Linked DNA regions of Homo sapiens: region 1 is linked to region 2. Evidence: read pairs that join two places in POLR2A ChIA-PET (ENCODE). Cell type or tissue: endothelial cell of umbilical vein. All regions are shown on one strand. Each heading gives the region's core, and the rest is flanking DNA. Links, peaks and the distances in the headings are about the cores only.

Region 1 (8,361 bases), core at 68-8,067, 130 kb before region 2:
TTCCCTGCAGTGTGCAGCCTCATGTACCCCTGGTGTGAATCATAGCCATCCTCTAGATACTTTTTTAATGTTGTAGGAAAATCAGCACACGTCCGTAAGTGCTGCTGAGTTTTGAATCTGACCCACTTAGGGCCTGACCTATGGTACCCAAGACACTCACTCATCCATGCATCATTCATTTATTCAGAGACACTGAGCACCTGAAGATGCATCTGAGACTGTCAGGGTCTCTGCCCTTATTGAATATTGCTGTATTTGAAATTTAGGGATCTTCCTGGTGAATCTCACATGCCTGAGCCTCAGGTGATATCTCATGACTACAGGATGACACGGGGAAGGGGACATGTGTGGGAGTGGCCTGTTAAAAGTGGTCCTGGAAGGGGAAGTGTTGTCAGGCAGCAAGCCAGATGGCTCTGGCCTGCCTCCCTAATTCCAGCACCTTCATTTTTCAACCTGGGCACCACTCAGAACCTGGCTCTCACTCCCAGCTTGTTACCTTTGTGTCAGGACTTCTCACATGACACACACATGCAGTGACTCCCATAGCCTGGGCATCCCCTGGCCACTTCCCTATGCTGCCCCTAAAAGGCTCCTGGGTTTGATGGACCAACCCTGGGTTGAGTCAAGCATGATGAAAACTCAAAGTGCAATTCACAGGTTGATGTCTCCTTGTCAAGAGATGGACCCATCCAGCCTAGGTCACTTCTTCTTCCATCTAGGCAGCTCTAGCACAGTGGCCTCCCGACCCTAGGAGGAAGTCTCCCCCAGATCACTTACCCATGCAGGAGAAGCTCTCCTCAGTCTCATGGAGGGGCTCAGCATAGCCATCAAGGGGCCAGCTGCCCTGGGAGAGGGGGCCAGGTTTCTGGTCAGTTTGCAACCTGTGGGACCAAGAAAGGGTAGTCACTCATGGTAGAGATGTCCTGGTCTCTAAGCCCCTCCATGGGGCTAAGAAAACCCTCTTAGAACTTGGTTCTTCTTCTCTGATAGTGCCCTGCACCACTCAGGGCCAGCCCCTCCCTGATGGGTATGTGCACATGCCTGCCCTCCAGCAGGCAGCAGGCCTTCTGTGCAAAGCTGCGCCAGGCAGGGAGCCCCAGAGGATACTGGGATGCCCGATGCTTGTCACCCCTTGACATTCTACAGTCTACCCATTTCCCAGGAACGTTATCACTTATAGGGCAGAGGGATACCCTAGCAACTCCAGGCCTTGGGTCCTTTGTCTTGCCAGGATCCTTGCCCTCAGGATGAGCATGTATGTACAGCCATGTACATATACACAGGGAAGAGCTCCCTCTGAAGCTGAAGTCACTGATTCCTGGTAGCTCAGGGGGCACACAGGCTTTGGGCTTGCTCGTAGTCCAGGCAGCTTGTAGGTCAGGAAAGAAGGAGGAGTAGGCTCAGCTGCAATCACAGTGACTCCCGGGAGGACAGGTCTCTTGCTGGGCCCGTTGTGGTAGCAGGAAGGAAGGGTGAGGTCTCTGGGCACCAGCTCCCAAGTGCACACAGACCTCTGAGCACAACCTCAACCGTACAGTTGCTCCCAGGAACAAAGGCTGTGGGAGCTTTCATTATAGGCAATTACCCTAGGCTCTGGGAGCTGGCCCGCCCACCCATCCGCCCGCTGTCTCCAGCTAAATGGAGACTTTGGCAGCTTGGCAGGAGGGGGAGGGGAGGGCTGTGCAGGCAGGAGGGGAAATTGAAGGGCTGGGCCATGGAACCCTGAGAGTCTCCAGTGCCACTGAGATTTGTCTTTCTCTCTCTCCAGTTTTCACTTTTTTCAATGCCTAGATGGCCGGGACTCTGGGCTCAATTTTGCCATTAACTCACTGTATAACCTGGAGTAGATCTCTTCTCCTCTCTGGGTCCGGCTTCCATCATGGGGTGAAAAGATGCCCCTCAAGGCTGGGATCTGTTTTACAGTCTAGGGTTGTGAGGTGTTTGCTGCTTCTGCTCAGCTTTTTCTAAGCTATTTAGGCAGTGCTGAGCTCTTTTGTATCTCAGGCCCCTCAGGTGAATGATGGGGATAGTGCAGGGTGGGGTGTCGTTAGAGAAAGCAGGAGGCCTCATCCTGGCCCCTGGGGGTGCTTGGTATGATGGGGACAATCGCCATGTACTACTGTCTCTCTTTTTTTTTTTTTTTTTTGACACAGGGTCTCACTGTGTCACTCAGGCTGGAGCACAGTGGTATGATCAAGGCTCACTACAGCCTTGATTTCCTGAGCTTAAATGATCCTCCCACCTCAGCCTCTCAAGTAGCTGGGATTACAGGCTCAAGCTACCACGCCTAGCTGATTTTCATATTTTTTGTAGAGATGGGGTTTTGCCATGTCGCCCAGGCTGGTCTCGAACTCCTGAGCTCGAGATCTGCCCACCTCAGCCTCTCAAAGTGCTGGAATTACAGGTGTGAGCCACTGCACCAGGCTCTTATTGTCAATTAAATGTCTGTCCAAGTACACAAGTGCCAAGGGGATAAAGAAAGACTGGGGTTGGTTGGTTTCTTGGAAGAAATTAGAATGGACCTGGGATTTTGAAGTAGGGGATGCAACATATTGGTGAGAAAGTAACAGAAAATTCTACTGGGGAGAGGGAATTCTATATAATGTGTCAACTGTTTCATTGATTAACATCATATATGTAAAGAGCTAAGCACAGCGTCTGGGCCAGAGCAGGTATGCAATAACCAGTGTTAAAAATAAGAATAGGCAGACGGGTGCAGTGGCTCATTTCTATAATCCCAGTACTTAGGGTGGGGGGGCCGGGGCGGATGGATCACTTGAAGTCAGGAGTTTGAGACCAGCCTGGCAAACATGGCGAAACCCCGCCTCTACTAAAAATACAAAAATTAGCCAGGCTTGGTGGTGCATGCCTGTAATCTCAGCTACTCGGGAGGCTGAGGCAGGAGGATCGCTTGAACCAGGGAGGTGGATGTTGCAGTGAGCCGAGATCGTGCTACTGCACTCCAGCCTGGGCGACAGAGTGAGACTCCATTTCAAAAAAAAAAAGAAAAAGAAAAATAGGAATAGGCCAGGGTGGTGGCTCACAACTGTTAATCCCAGAGCTTTGGAAGGCCGAGGCAGGAGAATTGTTTGAGCCCAAAAGTTTGAGGTTACAGTGAGCTATGACTGTGCCACTGCACCCCAGCCTGGGGAACAAAGCAAGAATCTGTCTCCAGTAAATAAATTAAAGACTAAAAACAAAAAAAGAAATAGTTACAGTCACGATTGTTGCTGCCATTAATATGATGCAAGAGTGGGTGAGGTTACATCAGTCATATGGGCCAGAAACTCCAATGGCAGAAACATTGAGGAAGGCAGGCTTTATCTCTAATTTCAGTCAGCTCTGTATTTTTATCCACATCTGCCTCCATCTCTCCAAACATGGCCAGGCCTCCATGTCCGCCCTCACTTCTCAGCCTGAGTGGACAGCACTCTGTATGCCAGAAGTCAGGCAGAGGTTGAACCAGAGAGAAGAAAATTGCAGTAGTGACACCAGTAACCCTACGCTCCTGATACCATTAACCATAGTTCCAATTGAAGTCCAACCCAAGGCCCACCCAATGCAGGAAGAAGAGAACTGTTGGGGGTTAGGGAGGTGGTAAAGGGTGCACTGGCAGTTGGGAAAAGTCAGCAAGGGCTGTGGTGAAGCTGCTGTGGCTCTCTTCCAGGATAGCAGAGAGGGATGAGGTTGAGGATGTGATGGAATTAGATGTGTGAGACCAGGGTCTCCTGAGAGCGGACAGGGGATTGCACCTTCTCTGGGTCCAAAGGGAAGTGATGGATGAGAGGAGACAAGCTTCACTGGGAAGGCCACACCAAGGCCCTTGAAAAGAGAGGGCTGTGGAGGATGGGGCAGGGGAGAAGATGGCTGCAAGATTCATTCCCTGGAGAAGCAGGTCAGGCATGACCAGGCTGGAGATGGGGAGGGAAGCAGGTGACCTCTGCTTCTGCATTCCACTGGGGCTTTGCAGAAGGCTGAGGTGCTGGGGCGGGTGGCAGGGAGGGAGGAGAGATTTCCACAAAAACACAATGTCTGTGGATTCTAGGAAGCAGATGGCACCTCCTTGGCTATGAAGCTTTGAAGGGTGGCCCAGCCTGGCCCTTGGCAGAGCTGCCATGGCAGCAGCTCTAGGCCCTGCAGAGTGTGCTGGGTGCCTGCCCATTGGCGTGCAGCATCTCGGAGTGTCCTTGGTCCTAATCGCACCCTTGAGCCTCAAATCTGTCTTGAACTAACTTCTAACCACCATGGTGATGAGTCAGGTCTTTGTGCCATGACCCTCTCTCCAACCCTAATCCAGAGACTGAAAGGGGCAGGGTCTAGGAGGTAGGGTGGTGTGACACATTTCCATTTCTGTTTAAAATGCAAACATGCAATAAATGTTTGCTGAATGAAGGAAACATGGTTCTGTTTAAGCTGCATTAAAATATTTGAATGAAGAATTCTGAGCTCTTTGGAAAATGTCAGGTTCTGAATATACCAAGGGACTTGTAAGGTAGATAATGTAAAATCTTAAACAATTTAATGCCTAGACACTTTTCCCAAAGAATGAATTCAAAATGAAGGGAATCAGGTAGGAGAAGAAAGTCAAAGAGTCACCAGGGAAACATTTTACTAATTGGAAAAAGGCCATTCAAAGGAAGGCCTGCCCTGCATTTCTGCTTCTTGAGTTCTCTCATCAGCTTCAGAATCGAAGTAAAGAAAGTCACAAGGGGACGTAAGTGAGTTGCCCCTTAGGAAAAGAAGCATCAGTGCACTTTGCAGGCAGTACAGTCAGGCAGAAGATATGCTTTGAGAGCCAGGGGTCACCCTGGTAAGACCTCCCTTTGGCTGTGAAGTCAGAATTCTTGCAATAACAGGGAGTTCACTGCCTTCCGGTCAATTTGTAATCCTCTCTACTTTTTGGAAAGTTCTTGCTCTTGAGCCTCAAATCTGTCTTGAACTAACTTCTAACCACCATGGTGATGAGTCAGGTCTTTGGAGCTGCACCAAGTAAATCTAATTCATCTTACAACATGACAGCCCTTCAAATATTTGAAAACAGTGCTCAGACCCTCTCTAAGCCTTCCTTTCCAAAGCAAACTTCTTCAGTTCCTTTCATCATCCTATAACACCTTTTTTGATCCCCCAGCAACGTGTCAGTCTTGCTCTACATGTGTTTTTGTATGTCGATGTCCTTTTAAAACGTGGTGTTCACAACTGAATGTAACAGTCTAAATGAAGCCTAAACATGTGCAGAGTGTATTGGGACCATTCACTTCCTTGTCCTGAACTCCAAAGGCCTAGTCCTGTAATATTAAATTGCATTCAATTTTTCAGAGATTAAGATACACAAGTTGCCTTCTGCTGAAGGTTAAAGCTCCTAGTGGTTCCCTACCCCCACCTCCAGCCGCTCTGATGCCTCAGAGGTCCCTGGTGTGTAAGGGATGATGTACAAGCTTTTCTATGCCCAAAATATAAGTGAGAGTTTCTCCTTCCATTAGCATAGGGGAAAAAATATAGGAAGTTAGTTTAGTCAGGAAGATACTTAATTTGCATTTGGGCATTTCTAAACTATATAATAATTAGTAATTAAAATTTAGTGTACTTACTGAAGTCTTTTTAGTATAATTATATTTTTATTTTTTAAAAAAAGCATAGTTTGCTGGGTGCGGTGGCTCACGCCTGTAATCCCAGCACTTTGGGAGGCTGAGGTGGGCGGATCACGAGGTCAGGAGATCGAGACCATGCTGGCTAACACAGTGAAACCCTGTCTCTACTAAAAATACAAAAAAAAATTAGCCAGGTGTGGTGGTGGGCGCCTGTAGTCCCAGCTACTTGGGAGGCTGAGGCAGGAGAATGGCGTGAACCTGGGAGGCGGAGGTTGCAGTGAGCCGAGATCGCACCACTGTACTCCAGCCTGGGCGATAGAGTGAGATGCCATCTCAAAAAAAAAAAAAAAAAAAAAAAAAGCGTAGTTGACTAAGCGTTTGTTTTTCTATGCAATCAACTTGCAGTGTCTGAAAAAAGCTGGATGTACTAGCTTGTTGGCCATCTTGTTGTGAATACTGGACTGGCCACCTCCACCAACAAGGATGTCAACACCTGTCTGTCTAAAGCATTACTAATTCCTGATATGCCAGGCACATAAGCAGATATGCACAAGGCACTATAGCAAATGGAGTGAGCAAACGAGTGAGAGACAGACAGACAGGTACAAGGTATGAGTGCAACAAGCAGTGTAGATTTTACTTACTAAGTAAAGGCGCAGTGCCCAAGCCAATAGAGTTGGTCTAACTCACAATGTTGGCAAATGTCCCACAATGAATTGGGTGAGACTGACACTGCCTATGTATCTAGCTGCTTAAGCTTCCACGACATCCCAATCTTTATATTGTTCCAGAGAGCAAAAATGGACATTTTAGGGGTACCCTCCTTATGAGACTCTTTTTGTTGTGGATTCCCCACAGTCGAGAAAGATCAGAGCTTCAGTCAGCGTCCCCTTTTATGGTCCCAATCCCATCTCAGCTCTCCAAGCCCCCAACTCTGTAGGCCTCCACCTACCTAACTTCTTTTTGTATCGCCTGGGGCCCTCTGGTCTTTACCAGCCACTGATCACCAGGGTCCCTGTCCTCTTCCGGCTTGCCCCTTGGTCCCAGCATGGCTCTTCCCCCTTCCCTCCCTGCCTGCTCCCCAGCTCACCTGTACTGGAAGGGGGCCACCGTGGCTGTGACTGGCTGACTCTGCTGATGGACTGAGGAGAAGCTAATGGCCCCCGGAGAGGGAGAGGGGCGCTTGCCCTGCACTGGGCTGCAGACTGGAGAGGAAGCCCACGAAGCTGCCCCCTCATCAGGCTCCAAAGACCTGGGGGTCCCAGAACTTTTGTAGTTTATATCTCTTTGGTCTTTTCCTGGGCAGCTTGGAGGCTTCCGACCTTCCGGAGCCCCTGGTATTTGAGTTTCTCCGTGAAAGCTCGTCCGAGAAGGGCTTCTGCCCCGGGTCTGGCAGACTGGAGTCCCTTCCTGGGCTTTTTTCTTCTTTCCCTGGGTGCCTTGTCTCTCGCCAATTCTTCCGGATCCAGCCCGGCTGGAGAGGGCTGCTTTCGGGGTTGTCCTGGGACTATTCCATGGGGAGCTGAAGGGGCCTTCCCCATCCTCAGCTGACTCCCTCACCGCCCCAGCAAACTTGGGAGAGCCTCTCCCCCGGAAGGCCCTAGGAGAGGAGTTTCTAGAAGGACCTGCAGCCTTTCCCAGTCTGGGGGAGGCTGCTCTCTGTGGGCTCAGGGCCAGGCCGGCCTGGCGTGGCCGCAGCTGGGGAGAAGCGCCCGGTGTAGGAATCCTGGTCTGGGAAGAGGCACGAGGCACCGGGATGGCGGAGGCGTAGTGAGGGCGGCTGGCGGGATTCACATTGGCCATCCCATTCATGGTCTGCAAGGCTGGAAGTGTGGGCTACTGTCCTGCAGGGAGAGAGGGCAAAAAAAGACCGTCAGGCACATCCCCACAAGCTTCCATCCTTGAGTGTAGAAAGAGGATGTTGGGGTCTGTGGGGAGGCTCGAGCACCCAGACTGGGCACTGGCACTCCTGGTTCGCATTGTGACTGGGTCACTGGCTACCCGCTGGACTCTGGGCAAATCCCTTTCCCTCTCTGCTCTGAAAAGCTGTTATGAGGCTCATCTGCAAGCACATATGGGAAAGTGCTTTGTGAATTGCAATGTGCTGTACAAATGGGCTTCATTTAACTTTCTTTGACTCTGTTCCTGTTCACTGATTGGGGACAGACTCTCCTTCTCACAGCTCCTCCCCCTCAGGCCTTTCCTAGTACCCCGAGTCTAGAATGTCCTCCACACTAAACAAGTTTCCTCATGCTCTCGGCCTCTGCCCTGCATGTTCCTTCCTCTCATCACTGCAGCTGACCCCTGGCTCTCTTCATAGGACACTCTCCAGTGCAGTGCAACCTTCTTCCACATGCTGCTGGGGCCCAAGGGTGGGAGGGCCAATCACAGTCCCCCCAGATCATAAACTTGTAAATTGGCAAATGCTGCCCCTTGAGGCTCCTGCCATTCCCTGGGCCCTCCCTGCTGTCCCCACCCCCATAGTCACTGGGCATTTGTCACTTGGCTCACAGTCTTCCTCTCCAGCCCATTCCCTACCCACCTCCCCCCATGACAAAACTGACCTCTGCCACCTCCTGCCACCCTCGTCTAAAAGAGACTGAGTGTCCCACCTTTGGTTCAAGGCAGTTCCTTGTGCAGGCCCTGTCAACAGCACTTGATCTTGTCTCTTCCAGACCTTGACTCATTAATTATCCCCTTCTCTCTTGTATCTTCAACCCTTCCCCCTTCACCAGCTTCCCCTCCTTGCCATGTTAATTAATGAATTAATCAC
Region 2 (8,361 bases), core at 158-8,157:
GGGGACAGGACCTCATCCACAGGCACTGCCTGAAACCCTTCCTGGCTAGGGATAGAGTCATCACTTTTCATCTCAAGGCAATAGAGCCCTGTCCTTTCACTGGGCTCTTGAGGGGAGACCCCCCACCCTCGCCCTAACTAAATGACCAGGCTCAAAAGAGCAGCCTGGCTAAGAGACGTCCTGAGCAGATTTTCCTTACTGGCAGGTCCTTGGGTTTCACCCATTTCTCCGCCCATGTTCTTGATTCCCTGGGGCCCTGCTGGATGTGGGCCCCTGACACGGAGCCAGGGAAAACAAGGGGAGGCCTGTATGGAGCTGTGGGTCTCCCCCAGAGGGAGAAGGGCTTTTGTGTCTGTAACAAAACAGTGCTTGGAACTGGCTCCCAACCATGTGGCTAGGGGAATTTTCCTCCCTTAGGGGTGTTCCTAGGGGCCTGAGTATGTCCCCTGCTGGTTCAGGGGGTTGGAAAAGGAGAAGGCCGAGGAAGAGGGCCAGCACTGATGTATTGTATGCCTATCATGAGCAGCCCCTCTTAAATATGCAAGGGCCACAGCATGGTGACTGGGACCCAGAGGATTCAGAAATAGATGAGCTTGCATTAGAATCCCAGGTCTATCTCTTCCAGCTGTGTGACTATAAGCAACTTGCCTAACCGCTCTGAGCCTTGCTTGTCTTGTCTGTAAGGTGGGCATACATTCTTTATCTTCGGATGATGAGGATGAAATGAGATGATGTGGCTGGGAGCAGTGACTCATGCCTATAATCCCAGCACATTAGGAGACCGAGGCAGGCAGATCACTTGAGGTCAGGAGTTCAAGACCAGCCTGGCCAACATGGTGAAACCCTGTCTCTAATAAAAATACAAAAATTAGCCGGGTATGGTGGTGGTGGCGGGCGCCTATAATCCCAGCTACTCAGGAGGCTGAGGCATGAGAATTGCTTGAACTCAGGAGATGGAGGTTGCAGTGAGCAGAGATTGTGCCACTGCAGTCCAGTCTAGGTGACAGAGTGAGACTCCATCTTGAAAAAATAAAGAAATGGGATGATGCAGATGAGCCATCTGATGCATAGTAGGCATTCAGTCCATGGCAGTGTGGGTGCCATGGCTGAGTTCCAAGGGTCACATTGAGTCACCTTATCAGAGGGAGAAGAGAGCTTGTGTGGGTCTGTACAACTGGATACATTATTCACAAGAGCTTCCCAAGCAGACCTCCCCTCACATCTCACTGGCCAGAAATGGTCTCAGCCTGTTCCTGATCCAGCCACTGGCAAGGGAATGGAATCTCCATGGTTGGCTTAGGGGACAGAGGCTCTGTTCCTCCATCTGGGGAAGGGGCATCTCCCCAGTCATTCAATGGCCTGAATAAAATCGGGGTTTTGTAGCAAGGAAGAAGGGGGAAATGGCCGATGATCAGGCCGACCATAACACACATTGCTGATTGCTGTTCCTGTCTAACTGTCCTTCACATCGTACGGTTTTCAGCTCCAAACCTTTGCTTGACAAGGGCAGCTAGCAGTCCTCAGTACAGAAAGAGGCTGAAGGAACAGTGCAACATCAGAGGCTGGGAATGGGGACTGTCCCTGGATCTGGGGGCTCAGGCCGCATGGGTTATCTGAGGAAGACAGAGATGGGGATGTGAGCAGTTACAGAAATTCCTGCGGGGCATGTCAGCGATGTGTGGGAGCCTGAGGAAGTGCGGCTGCTCCAGAACCTGGGAAAGGGAGAACTGGGCTTATGCAGCAGGCATGGTCTACCTAGATCCCCCAGCATCACTAACACCACTTCCCCACAGTAAGCTCTGCCTCTCAGCCTGCACACGCTTACCAAGCACCTCCACTAGGAGCCAGGCTCTGCAGAGATTCACCATGCAGAGAAAATGGCCCCAGAAGCTGTGGCTTTCGATATTAGTGCATCCTTCATTCATTCCTCAGCTATTTCCTGGCCACCTATATGAACAGCCACGTGCCAAGTGCTATGCAGAGCATGGGGACAGAGTGGTGAACGTGACCTGGATCCCTTCTTGAGCTGAGGCCCGTGTCACCCTCAAATGGGAGCTCTCCAGTAATGGAGACTGTATCTCCCTCTGCCCTTGACATTGACTCTCCAGCTGCTGGTGCAAGCCCTGTTACCAGGAGGGTGGGCTCTCGTTGCCACATCCCGGTTTTCAACATTTCCATGTGACAGGTTCCGTGAGCTCTCTCCTTAGGCTCCTTTGCCTCCTGAGGCAACAGATCCCTCTGACTCCCAGCCCCTTTATTTCCCGGCACCTCCCTGTGTCCTTTACTCACCAAGTCCTGGGCAACCCCCGGCACCAAGCCTGTACCCACTGTAGGTGGTGCTTTGTATAGCCCTTCCCTCATGAACTTCTGTTGAAAGAGCTGGAAGGGTGGTCTTCCTCCTTCAGCCACGTCTGTTGAGTGAGCGAGTGAAATGGAAGGAGAGAAGCAGGCCCCATCTGTTCTCCACACTCACTAGTGTTACCTTCCGTGCTGCTCTGTGGCCACGTGGGCACTGACCTGAGGCATCACTTGGACTTCTGTGTGCTGTATATGTGCCAAGTACTGTGCCTTGCCTTTGACATATCATATCTCATTTAATCACCAGACATACTCGGTGAAGTCGCTATTTTTATCCTTTTTTTTTTTTGAGACGGAGTCTTGCTCTGTCGTCCGGGCTGGAATGCAATGGCGCGATCTCGACTCACTGCAACCTCTGCCTCCCAGGTTCAAGCGATTCTCCTGCCTCAGCCTCCTGAGTGGCTGGGATTACAGGCAGGTGCCACCACGCCCCACTAATTTTTCTATTTTTAGTAGAGACAGGTTTTCACCATGTTGGTCAGGCTGGTCTCAAACTCCCGACCTCGTGATCTGCCCACCTCAGCCTCCCAAAGTGCTGGGATTACAGGCATGACCCACTGCACCCAGCTTTTATCCTTATTTAACAGATACAGAAATCAAGGTTTGGAAAGACTGACTATCTTGCCCAAGGTCACACAGCTAATGAGTGGCAGGATCAAGATTGAGCCAAACCTGCATGGCATCAGGACGCCAGCTCTGAACCAACACCTAGAGCATCTCAAAGTTGGTCTGGGCCACCTGCTTTGTTTGCCTGGGGTGCTTGTTAAAAATTCAGATTCAAGTACCTCATTCTCTCAAGTATCTCATTCTCAGAGGTTATAATTCATTAGATGTGGGGTGGTGTTACTAAATCTGATTTTGCAAAAGCCCCTCACTCTGAAGTTTGATAACTGCCCTGTGTGCCTACCTCCTGCCTTTTTTTTTTTTTTTTTTTTTTTTTGAGACAGAGTCTTGTTCTGTTGCCCAGACTGGAGTGCAGTGGTGCTATCTTGGCTCACTGCTACCTCCGCCTCCCAAGTTCAAGTGATTCTCCTGCCTCAGCCTCCAGAGTAGCTAGGATTACAGGGGCGCACCACCACACCTGGCTAATTTTTGTATTTTTAGTAGAGATGGTGTTTCGCCACATTGGCCAGTCTGATCTGGAACTCCGGAACTCCTGACCTCAGGTGGCCTGCCCGCCTCAGCCTCCCAAAGTGCTGGGATTACAGGCGTGAGCCACCATGCCCAGCCCTGCATTTAAAAAACAAAACAAAACAAAAAAAACTTTTTTCTTGTGGTGAGCTATAGCTTATATACAAAAGTGTGCACAAAACCTACATGTACAGTTCAAAGAATAATTATAAAGTGAGCCCCCATATGACAACCACCCTGAGTTAAGAAGGAGAGCATTGCCAGGCAGTGCCTTACCAGCCTCCCTGGTCTCCCAACCCAGTCATGGTCCCTTCCCTCTCTTAGAGGTAACTCTTCTAAGGTAAAAGCTTGTGATCATCATTCCCTTGCTTTTCTGTAGTAACTTTTCCACCTATATGTCCATCCCTTGGCAATATGAGTTTAGCCCATTTGTGAATTTCCTACAAATGGACTTGCATTTTCCCAGCTCTGGTCTGTCTGCTTCTTCCACATTCTCTTTGAGATCCGTCCATGTTGACGTGTGTAGGGGTAGGCAGTCCATTTTTATTGCAGCTGGAGCCTTCTTTATAAAGCCTGCTTCTTCTGCTGATCCACATCCTTTAGAGTGCCTAGCACAGGGCTGAAAATGCAGCAGCTGCTCTGTAAAGACCTGTTGATTAGATTGGGGGGAGGAAATCCCCGAGAACGTGCGAGGCTGCTGTCGAGAGCTAGCAGAAAGTGCTCTGCCAGGCCTGGTGGCCCCCCAGGCATTCTACTTTTGTCTTTCTCTCCTCTGGATCTGGCTGTTGCATTTCTGTCGTGGACAATCTGAGATGTTTCCATCTCCCTGTAAAATTAATTCCCATTTCTGTGTCCCTTTTCAGAATGCCGAACTGGGGAGGAGGCAAGAAATGTGGGGTGTGTCAGAAGACGGTTTACTTTGCCGAAGAGGTTCAGTGCGAAGGCAACAGCTTCCATAAATCCTGCTTCCTGTGCAGTGAGTACGCCCCAGGCCCTATTGCTGTTGCCTTGGACACCCTGGACGGGCCTGCCCCCACAGGCTGGGCCTGTCAACACCCCAGGGAACTGATCCCATGGGATGTAAACAGCTTGACATTTGGCTGAAGCGCAGCTGGGCAGGGAAACACTTCAGGGCCTCTTTGTTCCGTTCAGAAGCTTCTTTCTAAGGGATGAACTGGCCAGAGCGGGTCGGGGTGGCAGGCGTTCAGGGGCTGAAAGCCAAGCTGTAAAGACTTGGTTAAGAAAACTTTCCACTCAGCTCTCTCTTCTCTCTCTCCCTGTCATGATTTCACCATTTCAGAGGAAAACACTTTCAGCCCTTTGCACCCTAATTATCTCTTGTTCAAAGGCAACAGAGGCCACAACCTCATGGTGAAGCTGAATCTGGAGGAAGAGTGGGGCTCCTCCTTCCTCAGCCCCTTGCAGGCTGGCCTGTTCAGTTCTTCACTTCCCATTCCCACTCAGCCTGGGATGAGAGGAAGAGGGAGTACAAAGTTCCCTGATATCTACTCCTAAGAAGCCAGAGCAAGGTTTGCTCCAGTCATAAGCCTAGATGAGTAAGAAATCAGACAAAAGAATACCAAGCAACTGACAGAGGTCAGGTCGACCCAGGGATCCTGACACCGTGATGCTGCACCCACTGGTACCTGGGCCAGGTGATGTTTCCAGGATGTGGCAACTTGGTGAAGCCTCTCCTCAGGTTCCTAAATGAGTTGGTTCATTGTGATCAGAGCAGAAGGTCTGGGTTAGAAGAAGAGGCAACTTCAGCAAGGTGCATTTTCTTTCTTAAGACAGAGTCTCACTCTGTCACCCAGGCTGGAGTGCAGTGTCTCACTGCAGCCTCCACCTCAAATGATCCTCTCACCTCAGCCTCCTGAGTAGCTAGGACTACACATGCATGCCACCATGCTCTGCCAATTTTTAAAAAAAATTTTTAGAGAGACAGGGTCTCCCTATATTACCCAGGGTGGCGTTGAGCTCCTGGGTTTAAGCAGTCTGCCCACCTCAGCCTCCCAAAGTGTTGGGATTACAGGTGTGAGCCACTGTGCCCGCCAAGGTACATTCCCCATGATGGTAGGCAGAATGGATGGTAGAAGAATGTCTTAGTTAAAAAAGATTCGGTGTTTATTATCTGTGTGATGATGGACAAGTTACTCAGTTTCTCTCTGGTTGAGTTTTCTCATTATTACGGAGGAGGTAATAATAGTTACCTCATGGGATTGTTGTGAGAATTAAAATGAAAGAAGCTTGTAAGACAAAGCACTTAAAATGATTATGAGTGTTGAAGAAATGATATGCACACACACATGCGCACACACGTGCACACGCACACACACACACGCACACTGCTGAGGGATCTGTAGCAAGATGGTGTGATACAAAGAAGCCCTCACCAGGGTCTGAGGCCCCTGAAGATGGGGAGATCCAAGAATGGGGTCCTGTCTGTTCTGCATTACACGAAGCAAAGTTTCATGATTTGTGCTCCAGAGTAGGATACAGATGGGCCAAGAGCCACCTGTTCAATGGACGTTTGCATCTCTGCCTGTCGCTAGGTAGACCCACCTGAGGCCACCCCGCACAGGGCAGCAGGGGCCCCACATCCTGCTCAGCCGGGCCTGGAGTGACAGCTCCAGGGCTGCGTCTGATGAATGGGGAGTAAACAAGGTTTAGTGGAGCTTTGTTGGCTTCCAGCCTGCAAAGGAGGCCAGAAACAGCAGCGTCTTGTTATCAGCAGTTCACTACTCTTAGGAATTTCCAAGCCGTTTATCTTTCCAGAGGGAATAAGAGAGAGCTTGGTGCTGGCTGGGAAGGGGGTCTAGGCTGCTGGGGTCCTAAGGGCCCCTCTCTTTGCTCTCAGATGTTGCTTAATCACTGACCATAAGGGGTCAGCTGTGGGCGGGGGTGCCTGCCTGCAGACCTGTTTACGGAGGAGTAGTCGGTCAGAGGGTTGAGGGAAGTCAGGAATTCAGGGGGTGGCATAGGAAGGAAGGAACAGGGCCTGGGGCAGGGTGTGAGGGGCGCTGCGGATGAGAAACAGTTGTAGAAAGTCAGGCTGGGGAGCAGGGCTCTTGGCGGGGTGCGGGGGTGTTATGCAATGAGCAGCCGCAGGAAGCAGTCTCAGGTCACGCTAGGGTCTCAGGGCCAGTGCAGCTATTGGATATCAGAGCACCAAGTGGACCCCCTAGCACTGCACATGTCCCAGCAGGCTGAGCCATCTCCACAACTTGCTCATTCATCATGCCTAACACAGCACCTGGCACAAAGTGGGTTCCTGACAAAGATTTGTTTATGAATGGAAGGCACATCATTTCTCTTTTCCAGTGAAGTGGGTGATAAGTGTTCACCCCATTCAGGGTGCCCACTGAATCAAAGGACTTTCCCTCCCGAGGAAGGGAGAGGCTAGCCAGGTCTGGGCCAAGGGCAGTAAGGGCCATCTCCCTCATTGGCCAGGCCTGGTTGGGTCCCCAAAAGCAGTTGTGACCATGTGGGTTCTTGGCTCCAGATTCTACTCAGCTTGCCCACCTACATGCCTGTATTAGTCTACTCTCATGCTGCTAATAAAGACATACCTGAGACTGGGTAATTTATAAAGGAAAGAGGTTTAATGGACTCACAGTTCCACATGGCTGGGGAGGCCTCACAATCATGGCAGAAGGCAAAGGAGAAGCAAAGGCATGTCTTACATGGCAGCAGGCAAGAGAGCTTGTATGGGGGAACTCCCATTTATATAACCATCAGATCTTGTAAGACTTTTTCACTATCACAAGAACAGTATGGCGGAAGCTGCCCCCATGATTCAATTATCTCCATTTGGCCCAAGGAGAGATTTGGGTGGGAACACAGCCAAACCATATCAGTGCCCTTTCCTGAGTGTCTGAATGGGCGGGAGGAAGACATGATGATGTCATAGGCAAAGGTGGGGAGAATGACCTCCACCCTGGGCTTGGCCTGGGACCAGGGACTGAGAGGGCCTACAGTATACTCCCATGGTCTTGAAAGGGGCTGCCAGATCCTATGAGCAGGTGGTGGTTCAGAGGCTGGTGGGAAAGCTCAGCTCCGTGGCTGGGAACCTGCCCTGAGGTTATGTGCCCATCTCTGAGCTGTACCCAGCTCCCTGCTGGGGAAGGTGGGTTAAGCAGCCAGCCCTGAGGAAAGAAGAACTCTGTGATGGTGGCCGATGGAACAGGGCCCCACAGGTTGGCCCTGGGCTGTTCCCTAGAATCCAAGAGCACAGGGGAAGCTCACGGAAGCCTTGCACACTTTCTGACACCAGCGTCTCCTCACCTGCAGGCTGAGACTTACTGACACTTTTCACCCTCTTGGCCCCACATGTGTGGCCCACTGGAGGGGAGCAATGGCTGGCAGAAAACCACCAGGTCTGGAGGTCAGGGGCTGGGTTCTGGCCTGGCCCTGCATCTGGCCAACACGTGATCTGGAACTGTTTTGTGGGCCTCGGTTTTCCTTCCAGAAGCAGAGAATCATTCTCTATTTCTGAGTGGGGCAAGGGGGCTCTGACCTCTCCCCTGGGGCTGCCTTTTCCCTTTATTTCCAAGCAGTATCACAAGGGCCCACCAAAGTGGCATCTGGAAGTATGTGTTTCCAACAAATCCAGTCTTTTTTTTTTCTTTTCCCCTTATTGGCTTACCATGATATGGTAGAAATTTATTCAGGCCTGCCTTTAAAATTCCCCTTGATTGAGTCTTTGGTGGATCTTACAAAGACTTTGGTGAGTTGCAGAGTCTCTCAGTATATCACCTGGATGGAGGTAGAGGGGCAGAGGGCCACGATGGGCAGGATTGGGCCTCTGGGAGAACAGAAGGGCCAAGGCAAAGCAGAAAGGAGCAGGGAGGTCCTCGGCAGGGGAGCCATCTG

What was found. Peaks named below come from ENCODE experiments on the same cell type or tissue, not always from the same donor. Only the 100,000 strongest peaks of a DNase experiment are listed, where the experiment ranks them.
Region 1: POLR2A ChIA-PET joins it to region 2 with 5 read pairs; 3 of 35 experiments call an interaction of 5 or more read pairs at or near these places.

What each region holds. Positions count from the first base shown.
Region 1 is chr1:201,621,924-201,630,284 of GRCh38, reverse strand. NAV1 (neuron navigator 1) reads right to left here. Exons shown (of 34, transcript NM_001389617.1): 3 at 6,679-7,432; 4 at 778-881. The coding sequence starts at 7,400. All of the region lies in intron 1 of LOC124904482 (a long non-coding RNA gene), which reads left to right. Among named protein-coding and RNA genes, the nearest start is that of NAV1, 87 kb to the right of the region's middle. RefSeq lists an enhancer at 1,347-1,848 and a silencer at 7,706-8,090. In endothelial cell of umbilical vein, for the core only: no CTCF peak of the experiment used is centred there; a DNase peak (open chromatin) is centred at 4,994.
Region 2 is chr1:201,492,296-201,500,656 of GRCh38, reverse strand. CSRP1 (cysteine and glycine rich protein 1) reads left to right here. Exons shown (of 6, transcript NM_004078.3): 2 at 4,353-4,465. The coding sequence starts at 4,354. Among named protein-coding and RNA genes, the nearest start is that of CSRP1, 11 kb to the left of the region's middle. In endothelial cell of umbilical vein, for the core only: no CTCF peak of the experiment used is centred there; DNase peaks (open chromatin) are centred at 4,636, 6,186 and 7,376; H3K27ac peaks cover 3,163 bases.